Linked DNA regions of Homo sapiens: all the other regions are linked to region 1. A link is a contact called in ENCODE Hi-C or POLR2A ChIA-PET data. All regions are on one chromosome and are shown on one strand. Each heading gives the region's core, a stretch centred on a gene start or an enhancer-like site at or near the end of the contact. The rest is flanking DNA. Distances are from core to core; before and after follow the strand shown.

The links. A loop is a pair of places that touch in the nucleus more often than their neighbours do. ChIA-PET counts read pairs that join two places held with the same protein, here RNA polymerase II (POLR2A). Pooled maps may share reads with other maps.
Region 2: a loop to region 1 is called in a map of endothelial cell of umbilical vein, with 4 times the contacts of the local background. The contact joins two enhancer-like sites. A Hi-C loop is called at or near these places in 5 of 168 maps with a recorded cell type or tissue (GM12878, IMR-90, ascending aorta and 2 more), 2 of 37 single-sample maps with no recorded cell type and 9 of 50 pooled maps. POLR2A ChIA-PET finds 5 or more read pairs at or near these places in 1 of 52 experiments (endothelial cell of umbilical vein).
Region 3: a map of endothelial cell of umbilical vein shows a loop between it and region 1 (4-fold over the local background). The contact joins two enhancer-like sites. A Hi-C loop is called at or near these places in 6 of 168 maps with a recorded cell type or tissue (CD4-positive, alpha-beta T cell, Calu3, aorta and 2 more) and 9 of 50 pooled maps.
Region 4: a loop to region 1 is called in a map of GM12878, with 4 times the contacts of the local background. The contact joins the promoter of LINC02852 here to the enhancer-like site in region 1. A Hi-C loop is called at or near these places in 3 of 168 maps with a recorded cell type or tissue (GM12878, endothelial cell of umbilical vein and naive thymus-derived CD4-positive, alpha-beta T cell), 3 of 37 single-sample maps with no recorded cell type and 11 of 50 pooled maps.
Region 5: a loop to region 1 is called in a map of ascending aorta, with 2.6 times the contacts of the local background. The contact joins two enhancer-like sites. A Hi-C loop is called at or near these places in 2 of 168 maps with a recorded cell type or tissue (ascending aorta and endothelial cell of umbilical vein) and 8 of 50 pooled maps.

What each region holds. Positions count from the first base shown.
Region 1 is chr15:95,257,502-95,261,511 of GRCh38, forward strand. No RefSeq gene overlaps it. Among named protein-coding and RNA genes, the nearest start is that of LETR1, 68 kb to the right of the region's middle. Within about 2 kb of position 2,095, at least 8 of the 41 ENCODE cell types and tissues checked have a DNase peak (open chromatin) inside an H3K27ac peak, as active enhancers do; they include ascending aorta and endothelial cell of umbilical vein, where a contact is called at or near this core.
Region 2 is chr15:96,045,500-96,049,152 of GRCh38, forward strand. All of the region lies in intron 1 of LOC112268156 (a long non-coding RNA gene), which reads left to right. It overlaps LOC105370998 (a long non-coding RNA gene), which reads right to left. Exons shown (of 4, transcript XR_001751688.2): 2 at 3,035-3,653; 3 at 1,290-1,396. Among named protein-coding and RNA genes, the nearest start is that of NR2F2-AS1, 280 kb to the right of the region's middle. Within about 2 kb of position 2,097, at least 4 of the 41 ENCODE cell types and tissues checked have a DNase peak (open chromatin) inside an H3K27ac peak, as active enhancers do.
Region 3 is chr15:96,159,353-96,163,310 of GRCh38, forward strand. The region is part of intron 3 of NR2F2-AS1 (NR2F2 antisense RNA 1); the gene reads right to left. All of the region lies in intron 1 of LOC112268156 (a long non-coding RNA gene), which reads left to right. Among named protein-coding and RNA genes, the nearest start is that of NR2F2-AS1, 170 kb to the right of the region's middle. Within about 2 kb of position 1,604, at least 9 of the 41 ENCODE cell types and tissues checked have a DNase peak (open chromatin) inside an H3K27ac peak, as active enhancers do; they include endothelial cell of umbilical vein, where a contact is called at or near this core.
Region 4 is chr15:94,586,804-94,590,660 of GRCh38, forward strand. It overlaps LINC02852 (long intergenic non-protein coding RNA 2852), which reads right to left and starts at 2,453. Exons shown (of 3, transcript XR_932641.4): 1 at 2,294-2,453.
Region 5 is chr15:95,873,587-95,877,353 of GRCh38, forward strand. No RefSeq gene overlaps it. Among named protein-coding and RNA genes, the nearest start is that of LINC00924, 440 kb to the left of the region's middle. Within about 2 kb of position 1,750, at least 7 of the 41 ENCODE cell types and tissues checked have a DNase peak (open chromatin) inside an H3K27ac peak, as active enhancers do; they include ascending aorta, where a contact is called at or near this core.

The sequences.
Region 1 (4,010 bases), core at 845-3,344:
AACCTCCGCCTGCCAGATACAAGGGATTCTCCCATCTCAGCCTTCTGAGGAGCTGAGACTACAGGTGTGTGCCACCATGCCTGGATTCTTGTATTTTTTGACAGAGATGGAATTTCATCATGTTGGCCAGGCTGGTCTCAAACTCCTGATCTCAAGTGATTCACCCGCCTCAGCCTCCCAAAGTGCTGGGATTACAGTCATGAGCCAAAAGTGCCCCGCAAGAATAGCAAAAAGATCTATTATGGATTTAATATAGAACATTTTTAAGCGTGGCAAAACAAGTAGATGATGGTTAAAAGGTGACATGACCAATAGGTTGGTATGTTATGATGGCATAAACCAATCATTTTACATGATTTTCCACACTAAATTTCCCGGATGTTGTGGCCATGAGCCAAGATATTTTATGTCATTAATCCACTAGCTAGAATTTAGTTGAGGAGCTAATTCAGAGAGCTTGGAATAAAAACTTTGAGTTGGGTTTTTGGTAACTGACATGTGCTATGTTTAAATGAAATATGCTTGTTGCACCACTGACCCAAACGAGCAAAGTGCTAAGGTATTGGAGATGATTACTTATTTTACATCATCAGAAATGAAGTCTAAGGAGAAAAGGTGCCACATTTTTGCCTGCTTTTTTCTTTCCTAGGGCTATCTATACCCTTGACAAATTTGATGTTCAGAATTTTTGCCCTTTAGAAGTTTTTAGTAGAGTAATTTGAAAGACAGGTGCTCATTTAAGTGAAAACAAAATTATATATATATACATACATATCGCCATATTTTTCTCTCAAAAAGTTAAAAATGACTTGTGGATTTTGCTTAAACATTTAAAAATTCATTTTTTCAATGATCAAGAATTACCAAAATGATTGATATTTGTGTTGTTATTGTTTCTAAATATAATAGTGCTGCTTAAAATGGTCATGATATGCATTTACTTTAGATGACACTTTAGGTGACTTATAAAATGCATAGTTTAGACTGCATAGGCATTCTGAGTTTGCATTAACATAAAAAATGTGCATTCTAATCCCACTTAGGTAACATAGAGAAAAAGTCTACACATCAGGAGAAAACAACTAAAATGGAGATAGGAACTTGTTTTTTGGACACCTTTTGGCACCCACCATCACAGATTTTACAGTCTCAATTTCTCCTGCACAGATCCCACTGACAAAGGGTATTACATTTTGCTGACATCAGTGACCTGGCATCACGGAATTATTCCCTGCTTCGGTTTACAGAGGAATAAACCAGTAATTAATTATATATCAGAACATGAGAATCGACCTGGCAATAATGTACAGGCTAAGAACTCTATTTACATATGTAGGTTATTTAAAATATGTCTTGTTAAATAAATATTTAAAACACTTCCTTATTTAGCTTATACACTGTTTGGACTGAAGCTGCAATCCTCATTGCAGAATGTTCGAAAGAGTAAGAGTGTTGTCAGAGATTTTCATCTCTGCCTGACCTGCAAAATCTCCTCTTTGTGCATGGCAGGGCATACAAAAAATCTCTTTAATGAAAACAACAACATAAACTATCTCTATTGGCACTGACATAAATAATGAAAGTAGAAATTTCATCCTGAGAAAATCACAAAACTTATTTTTAGGTTGAGGGAAGTAGAACAAGAGGCCCAGGCATAAATTAATCACAATCGACATGACCACCTCAGAGAGAGCAGTTAAAAGTAGACAGTAAGGGAAACAAATGATTTCACAGAAAAATGTTCTCCTCGCTGTTGGTCTTTTTCCCCTTGTAAATATCCAGAATTGCTTTTAAAGTGGAAATAAAATAAAATACAGGACTTAAGACTTTTCCGTATCTCTCAAATCAATATACAGCCACAATTTTGAAACAACCATAATAATGAGAATACACAAGACAACTCCAATAATGTGGGAAGACAAACTTTGCAATTCACATCATGGCCACACTAAGACTCAGTTAGGGTCCCAGAAGGTATTCAATGTATTTCTGGGGGCTCAGAAATTAGCTTTTTTTGGGAGGATATCTCTATACCTGCAACTGCCCAGTTTTCTCCAGAGCATGTTTGCTCCCTTCAGAATGGAATCCCGACCATGACGATTTCTGATCCACCAGGGGGAGCAGTTCACCAGCACAAAACAAGCCTTCCCCAAAGGAAGTCGCTGAAGGCGCCTTTTCCTCTCAATTTACACAGCTGACAACGACTCTGATTTTTATCAGTTCTCCTAGATGTGGCACTCATATACCTCATACTGATTTCATATGCCTGACCTCATGCTGGTGGGATATGTGTTGTTCCATCACGGACACATATGCCCATGAGCAGGTTTTTCTGTAGGACTTGACATTCAGTCCTTGTAATTTATAGAAATTCCTTGTTTTATTATAGGAAGTAATTTAGTCTCTGCTTCTTCGCCAGCTTTTATGGACAAAACCGATAGATTTATCAAACTGCTTATTTCATACTTATTCTAGGGCAAGGACATAGTGGAGAAGCTGATCTTTGGGGTGTGTGTAAGGAGGTATGTGTGGGAGAGGTACTCCCCCGCAAGGTCTTGAAGCCAGGCATCTACCACAGCTTGCTGATAGCACCCCTTCTTTCTCCAGCAAGCCTTTTTCCTGCCCTCAGACTAGAGCCCTGGGACTCGGAAGGAAAACAGCTGCCAGAGAAAGGCCAGTGTTGGTGATAAGCTCTTTGTGTGCAAGCTCAGACTTGAGACCAGCCTGTCCAAACAAAACAGCGGTGGACTTCAGGAGAGCTGTGTATGGGTAGAGAACCTCAAGCCTGCTGGTGAAAAAGCCAACCAGAGGACTACACTAGCCCTTGTTTTGCAAATGGCTCCACAATCCACTGAAGGAATTTCCCTAGGGGCGCCAAGTTTTAACTTTGACAGAAGCCAGTCCTTTTGGCCCCTTATCCCAAGTCTCTACCCTGGCACTTCAGCTCACTGCTCTCTGACAGTCCTTACTTCTTAAGGTGTAGACTCTGATCAGCAGCTTTGGCATCAGCTGGGAAATTGTTAGACATGCAGAACCTCAGGCCCCATCCTGGACTTTTGGAGTCAAAATCTGCCTTAAAAAAAAAAAAAAAAACAGGTGACTAAAGTGCATGAAAGTTGAAACTATGCACAAAGACTCTTGTCTCTGAATAGGTCTGCTTCTATTAGGATGCAGAAAAGATGCATAGTTGTGTTCTTCAAATAGAAGTCATAGATGTCAAGATTATTACACGGCCTTATCATATACGTAACCAAACTCTCAAAGCAGCAGGGACAAAGCAGAGAATTTAGTCTTTCAAAGAAAAGACTTGGTTCTGGAACATAGCAGCTTTCTGGCACCTCATTTGTACTTCATAGGTACTGACTCCATTGGGAAGATTAAGTGAGCACCTGACACACAGAAGATTCAGTTGACCCTTCTTTTCCTCTAAAATTGAGTTTTCAATCTATGAAAATCAACCCGGGATTTGGCTATTAACATTTTTTTCTTTAACTTTACTATTTTCTGCCTTTTTTTTTGAAGGTAAGGTTTTGCTCTGTCACTCAAGCTGAAGTGCAGTGATGCAATCATAGCTCACTGCAGCAGCCTCGAATTACGGAGCCCAAACAATTCTTCTATCTCAGCCTCCCAAGTACCTCAAACTAGAGGCACACGCCAATACACACAGCGAATTTACTTTATTTTATTTTTGTAGAGATGGGGGTCTCATTATGTTACCCAGGCTGGTCTTGAACTGCTGGCCTCAAGTGATCTTCTAACTTCAGACTCCCAAAGTACTGGGATTACTGGCATGAGCCGCCTTGGCTACCTTTGCTAATATTTTATTACTTCTGAATAAACCGTGGAGAAAGAAATAAATCTTAAGCCATCCTATATATTTACTCATTAGTTGCTTTGTTTAATGGCTTTGAAGAGGAGAAAGTTGAAAGAGCTAAAATAATCATTTGAGATTTCTGATGAGATTCCAAGACTTACCTTGGACACTGTTTTATCAAGGCTAACTAAAGAAG
Region 2 (3,653 bases), core at 847-3,346, 790 kb after region 1:
TTAAGTTCTTCACATATTTTCAATTTAAACATCCAAAAGAGGTCAAATTATACCTATGGGTTTGAAAAACAATATTTTAATGGGAAATTTCCAGGGTAGAGTCCTATGCATCTAATGTCACCCCAAACACAGAAAGGCAGATAATTGGAGCTGGGAGGGTAGGAACAGAAATGGTCTCATACTTCCTTGTAAGCTCAGCTCTTAAACAAATTAAAGTACACTAAAGTATCACTTCAGAAAACAGAGATGTAGTATGTCTATTAATCATTTTTTTAATGAAGTGGCCTGAGGACCTACACTTATTCCTTCCAAAGAAGCCACAAAAAGGCAAAATCCTTGATCCTGTTTTGATCATGGAATGTTTGCTCTGAAAACTTTTACAAATAGCTTGCTCACTTTACTCCTCACCTAAATCTTCGAGAAAACAGATATTTGAGAAAAAAAAAATCTCAGTGATTTTCATATAGTATGAGCCAATCTTTCACCACATGCAAACACAAAGAACAACAATAACTGTGTTCACGCGTTCCAAGTCTTTGCTGATTCAGTGCCCAGCTCGTGCTAGGTGTGGGTCTGGGCTCAAGAGTTAAGCCTTGGTGGCTGGGCGCAGTGGCTCACACCTGTAATCCCAGCACTTTGGGAGGCCGAGGCGAGTGGATCACGAGGTCAGGAGATCAAGACCATCCTGGCTAACATGGTGAAACCCCGTCTTTACTAAAAAAAAATACAAAAAATTAGCTGGGTGTGGTGGTGGGCGCCTGTAGTCCCAGCTACTCGGGAGGCCGAGGCAGGAGAATGGCGTGAACCCGGGAGGCGGAGCTTGCAGTGAGCCGAGATTGCGCCACTGCACTCTGGCCTGGGCAACAGAGCAAGACTCCATCTCAAAAACAAACAAACAAACAAACAAACAAAAAACAGTTAAGCCCTGGACAGAAACCTGCGTGGAATGTGGCAGGCCCAGGGAATATCCAGGGAAGAACATTTTGGACAAAGGGGACACTACAAGCAATGACTCTGCTCATTCATCCAAGCAGGAGGGTGAAAAGCGAGTTTGAGTAACAGAAAGGTGGTAGGGCCACAGCAGAGTGAGCGAGGTAGGAGGGTGAGGAAAGGCTCCCAGAAAGTGAAAGGAAACTGAGTCAGAGCCAAACATGAAAAACATTATGATGCTAATGGAAAGATTTGTTTGTAAAAATTCCTTTTTCTAAGTGAGATGAGAAGCTTGAGCAAGGTGAGAAATAGGAGTGGTTTTAGTAACAGAGTAACAGGATTCCAGAACAAATACTTACGAAGGATTGCAGGGTTCTAAGCGTGAGACGGTGGTGGTGGATTGGACCAGAATCACAAGGAAATACCTCCAAAAGGCCTGCAGTTTCTTCCTGCTCCACTAAATGGTCTTGAAGTGAATAAAAAGAATTGCATAGGGCTAATGAGAAAACGTGGTAAGTATTTTGGAATTCAGTGCCATCTGCACAAAATCCCAGCCAAAGGGGTTCCCCACTGCCCCACCCCAGTTCAGTGACCCCACACATAACTGAGAAAGTGGGCAAACAGCTTGGCTCCAATTTCCTTATGTAGGAAGATTAATATTACATGAGTCAATGAATCTTCACTTCTCAAATTTGCCACAAATGAAAGAACTTCCTCTGCCCCCTCAAAACATCTGGATGCTGCCTGCTGGGGCCTCAAATCCAAGTGAAAACATCTGGGTGTCAGTGAAAAGGTAGAAACGGGTGGCATCTAAATAGGATTTTGAAAAGTTACTCAAATAACAGCGTTTTGTTGTTGTTGTTTTTAAGTTCAGCCCTGTGCTGTGTAAATCTACAGTGTACTTAGACGGGCTTGTGTATTTTTTCACTCATCAGCACTGCCCACATTATGGGAAAGAGATAAGGCTTGAGGAGAAAGAAATGTAGCTATGTACGTAAGCATGCCTTTCTCAGTTCATCCGACTGTTAACTACTGTTCAGTAGTTAACATGTTCATGTTCATGCAGCCCTTTTTGTTCTTTCTGCTTCGGGTAGTCAGGTTCCCCTCTGTGACTCTGGAAATCTGGAATCCGTGGGCAATTCTGGCCCTAGCCACTTGGAACTCCCACTCTGCATGCTTTTTGTATGACTGCCTTTCACTCAGGAGGTTCGAAAAATAGAAGCAGTATGCATGCGGGAGAAATGTGTGCGTTAGTCATTTTATTCAGTGCATGCTATGTTGTCATCGCTGTCAAACGTAATAAAAGTGCAGCTAAAACACTTAACCACATATTGATCTGCTCCCACGTCTCCTGTAGTGAGCTTAAAGTAACAGAGCCCCCTCCTTATTCCCCCTGCGCTTTAATGCACAGGGTAGTGAGCTTCCTGTAACTGTTTATTTTGGAAACAGTTGAGGAAGCATCGACCTCAAACTTTCCCATTGTTCAGCTATTGCCATATAAATCCCTTGCATGAACTGAAATTTCTTATAAGAAATGTTAAGATGAACTTGGGTGGCTTGGTTCAAGGCTGGTTTGTTATTAGTAGGATTCTTCTTATTATTATTAGCATTATGAGTTTTGGTCATAAGTATTTTTTTTCTCTTTTAGACCATAAACTTTCAGCTCTTATTACTAGTAACTGGAATGAGAGCCACCATACACTGAATGCTCACTACATTATAAAAACACTATGCTGAGGATTTTCCATACATGCTTGTTTAAATTTGTGTCACATACCACCTCTACGGAAATATTATCTGTATTTTACAAAGAAGGAAGCTGAGGCTCAGTTGAGAAAGAAAGAGAGGGAAAGTGACCGGCTCACAATCACTCTGAGAAAACATAAATCCATGACTGATTAATTCTGAAGCTCATATTCTTAACCACTTTACTAGGTTGCAGGTTCATGTCTAGAATTGGGAAGACATCTTCCTGCTGGATTGATGCGTATGCTTGAAAGCAAAGCTAATCTTCACTGTGACCCACAGTCACAATCTGGAAATCGGGACTCAAATTCCCAGCCTCCCTTGCATCTTCCCAACGTGCCACCTGCAGGATACATACCGTGAGAGCTGGATTCAGACACCTGGTGGAGTTTCCATTTTGTTGGTAGGGGTAGCCACATTAGCCACCAGCTTTGGGTTGCAAAGTTGAGTTCTCCAGGCAGGCTTGGCTTCCATCAGTGCAGAGAACAGCAGTGACTGTAGAAAAATTCTCAGTCCTCTGTTCAATAAAGCAGCAATGACAACTGTCTCTTCATGTCAGTGTCACGGTTTGGGGGCATGTTTTGGGATATGTTTCTGGAAGCTTAGCCTTAAATCTGTTTCTCTAGTTCCCCAGTGATGCTATAAGCTATTTAATTTTCTTTATTAAACCTCTTTTCCCTTTAACCTAGCTGAAGTGGAGTCTGTTGTTTGCAACTTAGACAACACAGACAGGGAACACAAATAGAGGAAATGTATATATTTCTTTACTCGCAACTGTTTCTCTAGTGAGCTGTAATTTTATGCCATCACTAGCACCCTACAGGAACTATCTCACTCCCCGTGGGAATGGATGAGGCTATTCTGTGTGAAAAATATTCACCTTTTCCTGCTCTGACATGGGAGTAGGAAAGCAGAATCTTAGGGCAGTGAAGAGCTCCTCTACTTGGGCGAAAAGGAAGCTTTCTCAAAGAAGCCCA
Region 3 (3,958 bases), core at 354-2,853, 900 kb after region 1:
ATCCTGCATCCTGTCTTCATGCACTTCTCATGTATCTTTAGTGCCCTGGCCTTCTTTCTCAAGCACATACACATTCACACACACAATACAGGTTGATTCAAAAGTCCTGTTTTGCCAACCATGAACTGTGGTGTCATTAACAAGATTAATGTACCTTCCAGAAGGTACCACCAAGCATTTTTTCTTCCTTCTTAAACAAATGCTGCTATTAAAAACTAATTTTTAAAAAGCTAATAAGGCATCCCCCAAATAAAAGACCAACAACATTTAATTTGTAAAGTATTATCTGTAACTGATGTGAAACTTCAAATAGTGTGTGTATATATATATATATATATATATATATATATATATATATACATATATCTTCTCTCTAGGCTTGCCTGGACTATTGGCTATGTTTCGATGAACAGATTCAACATGATAAAATATATGAACATGACCAATAGTCCTCTTTCAAGATGAAGGACAGACTAGGATCCGGTTTTCCTCTTAGTTCCTCCTTAAATCCATGCTCATTTCGTCTGAAAATATTTAAAGATATACCTGTGAGTGCTGAATCATCACCCCCTCATGACAAATAAATGAACATTACGTGATTACTGCACAGGTGAAAATGTATTTGATATTTCTAATTACGACTAGAATTGTATGAGTTAATCTTAGAATCCCCAGATTTATCAGTGATCCTACATAGCCAAACTAATTGCTTCTATTCCCCACCATCAGGCAGAAATCATTAAAAAAAAAAAAAAAGCAGAGGGAAACCAATCACTCAGGCACATTGTATGTTAAGTTTCTCCCACTAGTTCCACATGATTTTTTTTTTTCATGCACTGGAATAGACTCTGAAACAACACATAGAAATAAAACCTGGGTCTGAAAAGCTATCTTAAAACATTTTCCTTAAGACTTTTTAATGATTTTCAGAATCATTAATTTTTTTCAAATGAAACGCACATGCTCTTGTTGCTTCTTTCCTGAGCATAGCTTTTCATTCCTCCTCATCTTTTTCCCCCTTCCAAATCTATTTATTGCTTGTTGTTCTTGGCTCTTTCTCACTTTCCATTTTTCATGATTAGTTCTTTATGATCGTGTGTTTCCTTTTCTTCTCCCCGCCGTGGCTGCCAGCCCAGTTGTTCTCTCCGGGCCCTCGAGTTTCCCTTCACTAATGAAACAAGAGCTGCCTCCCGCCCTGGCTTTTGCCATCCAGCTGTTTCCTTTTTAAGATATAAACTCATCTTTATTCAGTGAAGTTCCTGGGCAAACCTGATTCCTTTTGCAGAAGAGTTGATAATAACCTGAGCGATTAAAAAGGTTTTAAGAGGAACGTATATCTGGAAAACTTGGGAGCGGGTGGAAGGAGGGTAAATAGAAAATGAAATTCATTTTTGAAAGATTCTGAGGAAAAAAGAACAACAACAACAACAAGCATTTTCCTTAATGTTTTAATCCTCCTCGGCAGCTCATGGTGGCAGCCTGGCCTTGAGCATTCTCCTGGAAGTCCATCCACTCCTTCCCAGCAACTTTCACCTCCTACCTTGCCTGCTTAACATTTCTTGGCCTCTGTGAAAGTAGCCTAGCTAACACTGCAAACCTGGATTGTATATGATTAGGTGGTGAAAAGGTGCCAACCTGAAGTGTAGCCTGCCAAGTCAAGTCAATTTACTGTGATGCTTTGACTGTGCAAGCAGGTCTTAATCCCTCTTTAATCTCCCATGTGCCCTTGACATCATGGAAATTACTGGCAAAGCTAATGGCATCAGATGAACCCTGGTAACTCTTTCAGAAAAGGTTCCCTGAACAAAATAACCTGTTTACTTCCTAAGTTTTCAAATCCCCCAAATATATCAAGAAAAAACGAATTAGCCCACAGCTATCATCTTACCAAAACAGAGGGGCTAATTCTTTCTCAGTATTATAACTGATAAGACCTCATGTGACTTGGAATTTATATTCTACCCAAGCATCGGTTGAGTGTGTTATAGTTAAGACTTGATTGATTAGATAAAGGGGTTTCCTAGTAGCTCTAGCTGCTCTGACTTTTAGGGAAACTTTTTCCTTTAAATCTGAGAATCCCTTCCTTTTCTGAAAACACTTGTTCTGATATAAAATTTCCAATGGAATCATTTTTCACCAGAAAACTAAAGAAACAAAAGCAAAAAGAAAACAAACAGAAAGGAAACAGAAGAAAAAGGAATTTAAAAAGTATTTATCGGATATAATCTCACCTGAAAACAATTATCAAGCAAGATAAAAATCAGCATCTACATTGGACAGAAATGGGATTATAACAACAGTAGTTCTTCACCATTTACAAAACACTTTCCCACATATATATATAGAGAAAAAGAATACATCTCTCTGTGATATATATCTCACATATATATTATATAAAAAATAGAAATATATAGAATAGAAATATATATAGAAAATAGAAAATATATAGAAAGAAGACAGATAGATGATAGATAGATAGATAGATAGATAGATAGATAGATAGATAGATAGATAGATGGGAGATAGAAAGTTAGAGTTCTTTGATGACAAGCCTCAAATGTCCCAAAATAAAGATTTTCTTAGAACTCGCATGAATCAGAATGTGTATCCTGGATACTTGCAGCGTGAGGGTTCTCTTCTATGGGAACCTCTCAGAAGATTCTCCTGTCTTAGAAGGAAAAGAGCCTGAGAGGACAGGTCTGATCTTGACTACCACATTTTATTCTCTAATCAACTCCGGTAAAAATAATTCCAGAATCTCCTCAATAAAGAAGAGTGACACCCATTTCCTGTCCTTTTGCATGGTTTCACACCTAGTGTCTATGAGCCCAGGAAGAATCCCTTGAGTCCTACCAGGAAAGGAAGGCAGGAAGATCTTGGATCCTGAAAAATGAAACTTGCTTGATTTTGATATGAATACCTGCCCCACCATGCATGCCAACTGATATCATAGCTCAGAATTCTTCCTGACCCCTGGTTTCCGTTGCCTGGCTGACCTTTCAACATCCCCTGTGCCTGCTGTTTCCCTCCCTAGCTCTGACTCACAACACATCTCATTGCAACCATTGGACTCTGAGACATTGTCCCCAAGGTAGATCCCAACCTCTGGATTCTGTTTGTCCCTCTGCCCTCCAGAGAAATATTGGTCTGAGGTTCCCTTTGGCCTTACCTGCCCACAGTTCCTCCCAGTCTTGTCATCAGGCCAGGAGCAGGGCAAGATATGAGTCCCAGGGACTGTGTGCTCACAGCAGCTGTGCCCAGAGATTAAGCTATGAGAAGCCAGGCGGTCTGGGAAAAGTGAACTGCTAACCTCTCTAGTTGCACTCCAAACTTTGACCTCTGTAAATCCAACCAAGAAAAGTTGGTGAGAGCTCTAAAACTTGGTTCCAGCAACTCCTCCTTGGAATTTATCAAGGGAAAAAGAATTTAACTAAAAGGTACTTCTCAGTCGTCTCTGTGTCATCAATGACAATATTTAATTTTCTGTTTTTAGGTTGAGAATAATCTTTAAATACACTAATGTGTAATTTAAGATTGATCTTCCCAAAGTTAAAAAAATGCCACTCCTCATTGTTGCCAGGTCATTCTTCTTTATTAGCAACAAGAAAAAAATAGAGACGGGCTTGATACATGAATACAGATGGATTTAGCATGAAGCTAATGAAGCTTGAGCTTCGACTCCTATGCAGATTCCTTCCAATGCCTTGGGAGGGACCGTAGCAATTTTGTTTCACTTTTATTATATATATATATATATTTTTTTAAAAGCCCTAAAAATTGTATACTCTTCATGCCCCACAAAACCTGGACCCCGCCCCCAAGTAAGTAAATTACGGATTTCTGCCAAGTGAAGGTTAAATGATGTTCCAGTATTCTGTGTGGACCAAAGTTTTGCAGTAGTTTAAATACAGAAAAGTGTTAAGGAATTGTCTTATACATTACAAGGAAATATAGGCAT
Region 4 (3,857 bases), core at 1,203-3,702, 670 kb before region 1:
ATGGCATTCTCCTTGTGAGTCTTTGTATTGTCTTCTCTTTGTGCACATTTGTGTCTCTGTCACAATGTACCCTTTGTATTAAGGACACTAGTTACGTCGGATGAGGCCTCACCCTAATGACTACCTCTTAACTTGACTATATTTACAAAGATACTATTTCCAAATAAGGTCATGCTTTGAGGTACTGGTAGTTAGGATTCCAATATGTCTTTTCAAGGGGACACAATTCACTCCTAACAGTCAGACCAGCCCTTAAGAGATTGATGACTTCTTCTTCTTGTCTTGAACACTCGCATTTGCAAATTAGCCACCCTGTTTTGAGGAAGCCAAAGGGCTTCATGGGGAGGCCCATTTGGAGAGGACCTGAGGCCCTCTGGCCAACAGCCCCACCTCAGTTCCCAGCAAGGACTGCCAGCTGTGTGAGTGAGTTATCTTGGAATAGATAACTCACTTCCAGACCTCAGTGGAGCTAACACAGCTGCCCTGTGTATAACAGTCATGTGCTACTGCTAATGAGCCTGACCCAAATTGCATATTTGTGAGCAAAGCAAATGTCTGTTATTGTTTTCAGCCACTAAGTTACATGAGAATAGATCATCATAACAATATCCTTGAAAGCAGACATTACACAAGTAGTTGTGTGTGACAAGTGTTGGAAATGAGAAGCACAAGACCCCGGCAGGGAGTAAACAAGACAGCTTAGCCGGTCTTGCACTGGTCTGCTTTGTTACTAAGTAAATGCTCTTCCGTGCAGATCAATTGGAGGTGCTTTACTAGTTTGGCATTCCTAGCAAAAGGCATATTTGTTCTTGCCTACCTGGCTTTCTGAGATGCATTTAATTCGAAAACACCTTCACTCTCTTTGCATCTGTGTTTCCCCTTTGGGAAGTGGGAAGGGTGGGAAAGCCCGTAAGTGGGTGATAACAGCTCCCATCCAAAGAGAACTCCATTTACTTTCATCTCCTTCATAATGGCACAGAAAATGGAGCATAAAAATACCCCGTGGAAGGTTAAGTGCTCTGTACTAACAGTGGAGGATATGGAGGAGGCAATGAAGCGAAGGTCGGAATGAACAGGGAGGGGTGAGTTCACATGTGGGTGGTTTCTTTCTTTTCTTTTCTTTTCTTTTTTTGCCTCCTCTTTTACTACTGTTCAAATGAAGCTATGTGATACAACACTTAATAATAAAGGGAAATTGCACAGCAGATAGGCAAGGTGACCACTTTTGACAAGAGTCCCTATCAAATCAGGTAATCCAGAGTGGTATGCTACATTCAGCAAACCAGAACAAGGCCATCTTGTCTTCTAAGAAAACCTGAGGCCAGGTTTATATTCCAAGTCTGTTGTGAGGGATGGGCAGAACCGGATGGGGCTGGGTCCAAGGGGTCATTCTGTTCAACATCTAGGACAGCTGTGTTGGACAATGGTGTGCTTTTAGTTTAAGGAACCCGGGGTCCAGGCTTGGGATGGCATTGGAGCTTTAGACATGGTTTCCTTGGTTCATTCACTCAATGAATACTGAGTGCCTTATATATGCCAGACATTGACGTAGGTAGGCAATGAATAAGTCACACAAGGACTCTGTTCATGTCACAGATTCATTCTAGCAAAGAGAGTGGCACAAATATAACAGACATATATGTATATATATATAATTTTAATTATAATAAAGTGACAAAGTGGAGGGTAAAACTGTCAGTCTTTTTATTCAAAGACCTTTCATTCAAACCCTGATATTTCCTTAAGTGACTTAAATAAACTCCAAATGACTTCTCATGGCATTTAAGATCCTGCACAATCTAATTCCTACTATACTTCCAAAATTATTTTTTTTCTCCTTTCATCATTCCTCAGGACACACCTGTACATTTCAGTGTTGTGAAGCATAGCTCTGGTATCAGACTGCCTAGGTTCAAATCTCAGCTATGGCACTCATTAGCTATATGACCTTAGGTAAGTTACTCAGCCTCTGTGAGCCTTAGCTTTGACTTCTGTAAGATGAGTAGAATACGATTGCTATCTCCCTGGGTGACTGTGAAAATCAGACGAGATCATGGATATGAGAGGGCAGCATTCATACTAAAGTAAGATATGACTTACTTGGAAGTATTAATGACTACATTATAATAAAAGTTTATGTGTGTATTCATATATATATATTCTATATTTAATCTAACAGTGACTCTGTTCTGAGTCAGAATATATCTTAATGCCACATAGTAAGCCTTAGACTGTGCCTATTTTACTATTCATGCACAGTGGATAGATGCTGAATAAAATATAGTCAACTCACTGGTGTCTTGCGGTGATGGCAGAGATCCTTAACTAGGAGGAATGCTGTTTCAGAGGGCTCAGAATGGGTAATTAGGAGACTGTCACAAGGAAGCGTGAAGAACTGCACTCTTTAGCTTAAAGAACTGCAGTTGGGAGCCATATGATGAGAATCCATGTGTGCCACTTGGCAACATTAGAATTCCAAAACAGAGTGATCTTTAAAGATTCCCTCCCCTTGCAGCTGGGTGGAGAGGTGATCTGGGCTGCTCTGGAAACAGCGGTGAGCCTTTTATCATTTAAATATTATTCCATCGGGGGCAGAAAAGGGGGACAAAATACTGAAAATAAAAGTTAATTAAAAAATAAAATCAAGAGAAATGTCTCTCAGAGGCCACCTCTGGTACAGAGACCACCTGTCATTAAGCATTTTCCTGTCTATAAACCCAAGATTGGAAGCTGATCGACTCTTCTCTTGTTTAATTTTTAATGCCTCCTGTCTGGTCTCTGTGGTAGCTATTATAAACAGAGGCTGTCACATAGATATGTACCTTGCCCAGAGAAAAAGTGATGCTTCCCACTACCAGAACTGATATCCACTGGGCAAAACCTGCAGTGGGATTTATTACTTGCCTTGGAGAATTTGCTCTTGCATTGATGCAAGTCTCTCCTCTCCTTGTGGGTGGATTAATATAATAATAGAGGAAGAGAATGTCGTTGAGAAAAGAGAATAAATGGTGGCTCCTGAGCAACAGGGTATCTTCAGATCCTAATTTTCACCTTTCTGGTTCCTTGGGTCACTCATTCAATACAAATTTATTGAGCATCTACTATGTGCCATGCATTGTTGTATGTACTGAGGTCAAAGCAACAAAGCCAGAGAAAAATCTTTATTCTTTTACCCCACAAGACATTCTATTGAGGAAAGGGAGAGAATAAATACTTTAACAAATAAGAGTGCTGGGCCATTTTAAATGATGAAAGGGCAAAGAAAGTAAAAGCTGGAAATATGGCACCCTGGGAAGTGGGTAGGAAAGGCCCCCTAAGGAGGTAATGGTTAAGTAATAAGGTGAGTGATGAGGAGCAGCCAAGAAGGCAAAATCACATGGAATGGCATTCCAAGAAGAGGGAATGGCAAACACAAAGGCCCTGAGTTGGAGATGAGCTTAGCTTCTTTAAGAAGCAGAGGCATTCGCTGCGTTAAGAGAAGGGACTTCAGACTTATGATGAATACAGGCAATTGAAGGTGCCAGAGGACTTTCAGGAACCTGTAAAAAGGGGGAAGATTTGGTTCTGAGATTAGGTTTCAAACCTGGGATGCAAACATTCAATTACAGCCTCATTTTGGCGAATGTGAAAGAAAAGTGTAGGAGATCATCTTTCTTGAGTGGATTCACTCAGTCGTGCTCCCTAGACATGACCTTCATGGACCTGTTGCCTTGGTCTCCAGGGACCCGTTCCCTCCTGACTATATGAATGCAGTGGTCTTTATACTGGGAGCCCTTTCTCCTTCCGTCACTCCAGGCCCCAATATTCTATCTTCCTTCTGCTTCCCTATCACCTTCCTAAAACACACCCCATAAAGC
Region 5 (3,767 bases), core at 500-2,999, 620 kb after region 1:
GGGTGAACACAGTATGCCCAGGTGTGAATCTTCTGTGAATTTCTCCGGAGTCTCTCAGTGTCACTTATATTTGGCTCACCTCTGACCCACCTTCTAGAAGGCTAGTCCCCTTCCTGAATATATACTCCTTCTTTCTGGGTCAAATGTAGAGAGAGTGAGGAAGTTAATTGGATCCTGGATATCCTTGTAAGGGTTTTTGACAGCTTCAGCTATTCCACAATTCCAGCCCACCGTTCACATTGCTATGAAATGAATACTTACACCCAGTGGTTAATCTATGTTTCTCCATTAGATCCTATCAACAAGGTGAAATTACCCATTAAGAAAAGCCTACCTTGAGGTGAAAAAAACATAGTTTTTCTGCTTCTGTTGCAAACCCCCACAGGAAACTGATGAATTCAATTTCAAACCCAAATTGAGAAATTTAAGCTCAAATTCCATTTCCTTTCAGCTCAAATTAGACATTTTTATGCAAATAAAATGAAATAAGGGCTTAAGGATGGTTTAAAAAAAAAAATTCACTGGGTATTTTGGACACCAAAAATGTTAAAAATAGTAATAAAAGAAGAGTTCAATGAGTTAAGTGTAAATAAATCAGGAACATATGGGTCAAATTTTCTTAATATACACTCGGGCTTAAAATTAAGTGAAATGTACAAGGAAACACTTTTTCTGGTGGTGATGAAACAAGAACATTTGAAAAGAAATTGGCAATATTTGAGAAATCTCAAGTACAGCCAATTCCGCCCATCTCTTGGTGACAAAAACCTGGAGACCATACAGTCATCATTAGGGAAGGGATACAGTGTCCTAATTGAGGACATTGGAGAAAGAATTTTTTTTTTTTCCGCAGAGCTTTAACTCTTATGTGTACATAATTATTTCATTCTGGTTAAAAAAAAGTAGAGACATACGCTAAAAATGTTCTGACTTGGCTTCTCATGGTATATTAAAAGCATACTGTAGAGGAACAGACTTAAAGTTTGGGGGTTTAACCCCAGGGAGAGAAAATTATGGTTCTTTCCATTTATCCATGAACCCTGCAGCTGGTAAGACTGCACTCTGTTAGTAATTACACTGAACAGATGAGGGACTTTTTAATTTTTTTTTTATTTTGACCTGCAGTTAAACAAAATTTGCTTGTTTTATTTTTGGTTTAAAAATGATGAGGCAGCACCAACCCCAGTTTCACCCCAGAGCTGTTGATTTTTCCCCCTCCTTCCTAATTTGTTTCAGACTATGAGTGCACAGAGTTCCATTTTAGTGGGAAACATTTGCTGCCAAGACCTTCAGGGGTTTTATCTGCAGTTTATTTTGTTAACTACAAGTTTAAGATTGTTGTGAGTTGTTATTTTTTTTTTCTATCACACTTTGAAACAGAAAAGTTCATCTTTTGCTTTTAGGAAACAGGTTTAAAACAAAACAGAGGGAAAGATGAGTTTGGAGTCTTCTAAAAATCAACAAAGGACTGAAACCAATGGTGGCTATAAAGAGGCATAATAAAATAATACAAATGAATTCACTGCCTTAAAGGTTTAGCGCATAGTACGCACTCCACTCCCACCCTTCCCGTTGTAATTCAAATTTAACACTAATAAAAGAGAGGAACTAAAGATAATTGGCTAGAATCAAGCATTACATATCAGGCATTTCACAAGCTGACCCAGCTAAGCAACTGCAACTCAATGCATTTCAACTTACGAGTTCAGAACAAAAAACAATGGTTCATGAGGTGGAAAGAATGTGGTACAACACCCCATGGCCCTGGCTGGTATTTATAAAGTTTTGGCAAAATTTCATAACAAATTTTAAAATAATGTGAAAGTGGCCTGTTTCCGGTTTCTACCATGCACCATGCCCGTCATGAGGATGTTGTGGTTGGGGCAAATATCCAAAGATTTGCCTGGCAACAGAAATGGAACAGACTGACTGCAAATAATCCTCACGTTTGCACAGTGCCCTTTGCTTTTATGTTTCAAAGACCTTTCACATAGATCCTTCCATTTGATCTCACAAGAAGCCTAGTAGACCTGGCTGGTGTTGTTTTGCTGCTGATGAAACCAAGATAAAGAGAGATGAGAGACTTGCTCAAGGGCACAAGTCAAAGAGGATTATGACAGAAAAATTAAACCCATTTTTCCAGCTCAAGACCAAAGAATTCTCCATTAATATTTATATGGGGAATAGCTACACCAAATCCTTTTTTTTTTTCACTCCCTTTTCCCTCCTCTCTATAGGTCTTCTACTGTCTGTCACTACAGTCACACAGGATTTCGTGGGTGTCCCCAAGAGGACAAGTGGGACCCCACTGGATAAAGCACAGCAAATGAGTAATCTGAAGCTGACACACCTTTCCATAAGAACTATTGCTCTCAATTCACTGGTTTATATTTTTTCAAAACAGGAAAAGAAAATAATCCAGTTTAAAAACCAATGGAATCTTTGGCTGCTATCATTTAAATCCAAAGTAAGCTATCCAATCTATAAAATTTAGCCAAATATATATCTTTGTCCATGATGTGCATCTTTTTCAAGTTGAAATATAAGACGCTATGCCCCTTGGGTGAATGGCACTGCATCTGAAGGGCCCACGGTGTACTGGAAAGAATAAAGGCTGTGGGCAAATGTTTTACTCCTACCGCTTCACAGTTACGCAACTTGGGAAGCATTATTGAACCTCAATGAATCTTAGCATCTTCTATAAAATTGTTCATTTAACCTTCAGAGAATTCTCGTGAAGACTAAATCAGACAGCACATATAATGCATCCACAAAATGTGAGCCCCCTTTGTTCTAGTCTTTTAGACATTCTCACTCACGGATGCTCAGGGAGTTCATTCTATAGCTTTGGTTTTCAGGATGTAATCCTGGCCTGTAGTTGTATCTGTGTAACTGTCCTTTGGCCAAATTAATTATGGTGTAATTTGCACGGAGTAAAATGGTGCAAGGTTGGAAAATGCTGTAATGCAAGTTTTTCCCACAAGAGACCTGACCACCCATTCATTGGTGGGTTGTACTAAGAATGCGGGGGAATGGGCCAGAGATAAATAGGTGGAACCGGCACTACTTAATTCCTTAAATATACTATTTCATTTAATCCTCTCAACAACCTGGAGTGGAGAATTAAGCAATTATATAATTACACAGCAAATAGATCAACTTAGATAGCCAAACTGAGCAATTAGGACAGAAAACATTATTAACTGAGTTTGTAAATGAATCCTTCAGGTATTTATCTTCACCCTCTGCTTCTCTTTGTTCACTGCAAATTATCAGCCCTAGAATAATTTATTGGGTTAACTTAATTGGCACTAAAGCCCAACCAGATAATTCAGGCCTAAAGTATTCACATTGTCTTTCAAATTATCCCAGCATTAAAAGAAGATTTCCCCTTCTCTTGGCCTTTTTGCGTGGGCTTCATCTACAATGGGACACCATAAAATTGTGAGTGTGTGCTCTGCCTGGTTCGTCCATTCTTGGGGTTAGAAGGGAGGTAAAACAAAGTATTCCAGTTTCTAAAAGATCAATGGCCTTGTAAGAGTGATGCACGGTATTAGATATTTTAGGGCTTTGAGCCAAAGGACTCTCTGTAGGTTTAGATGTAGGATTATTCCAGGATCCTTAAAAACTGAAAGCTTTTTTGAAACTTGGCATGCAGTAAAGCTGAGAAGTTAGGTTAAATATGGAGCACATATCCACGTGGGGCACCCACCTAAAATATAAGCAGAATCATCTATTTAATATGACCGATCAAAGTTGAGGTTTTT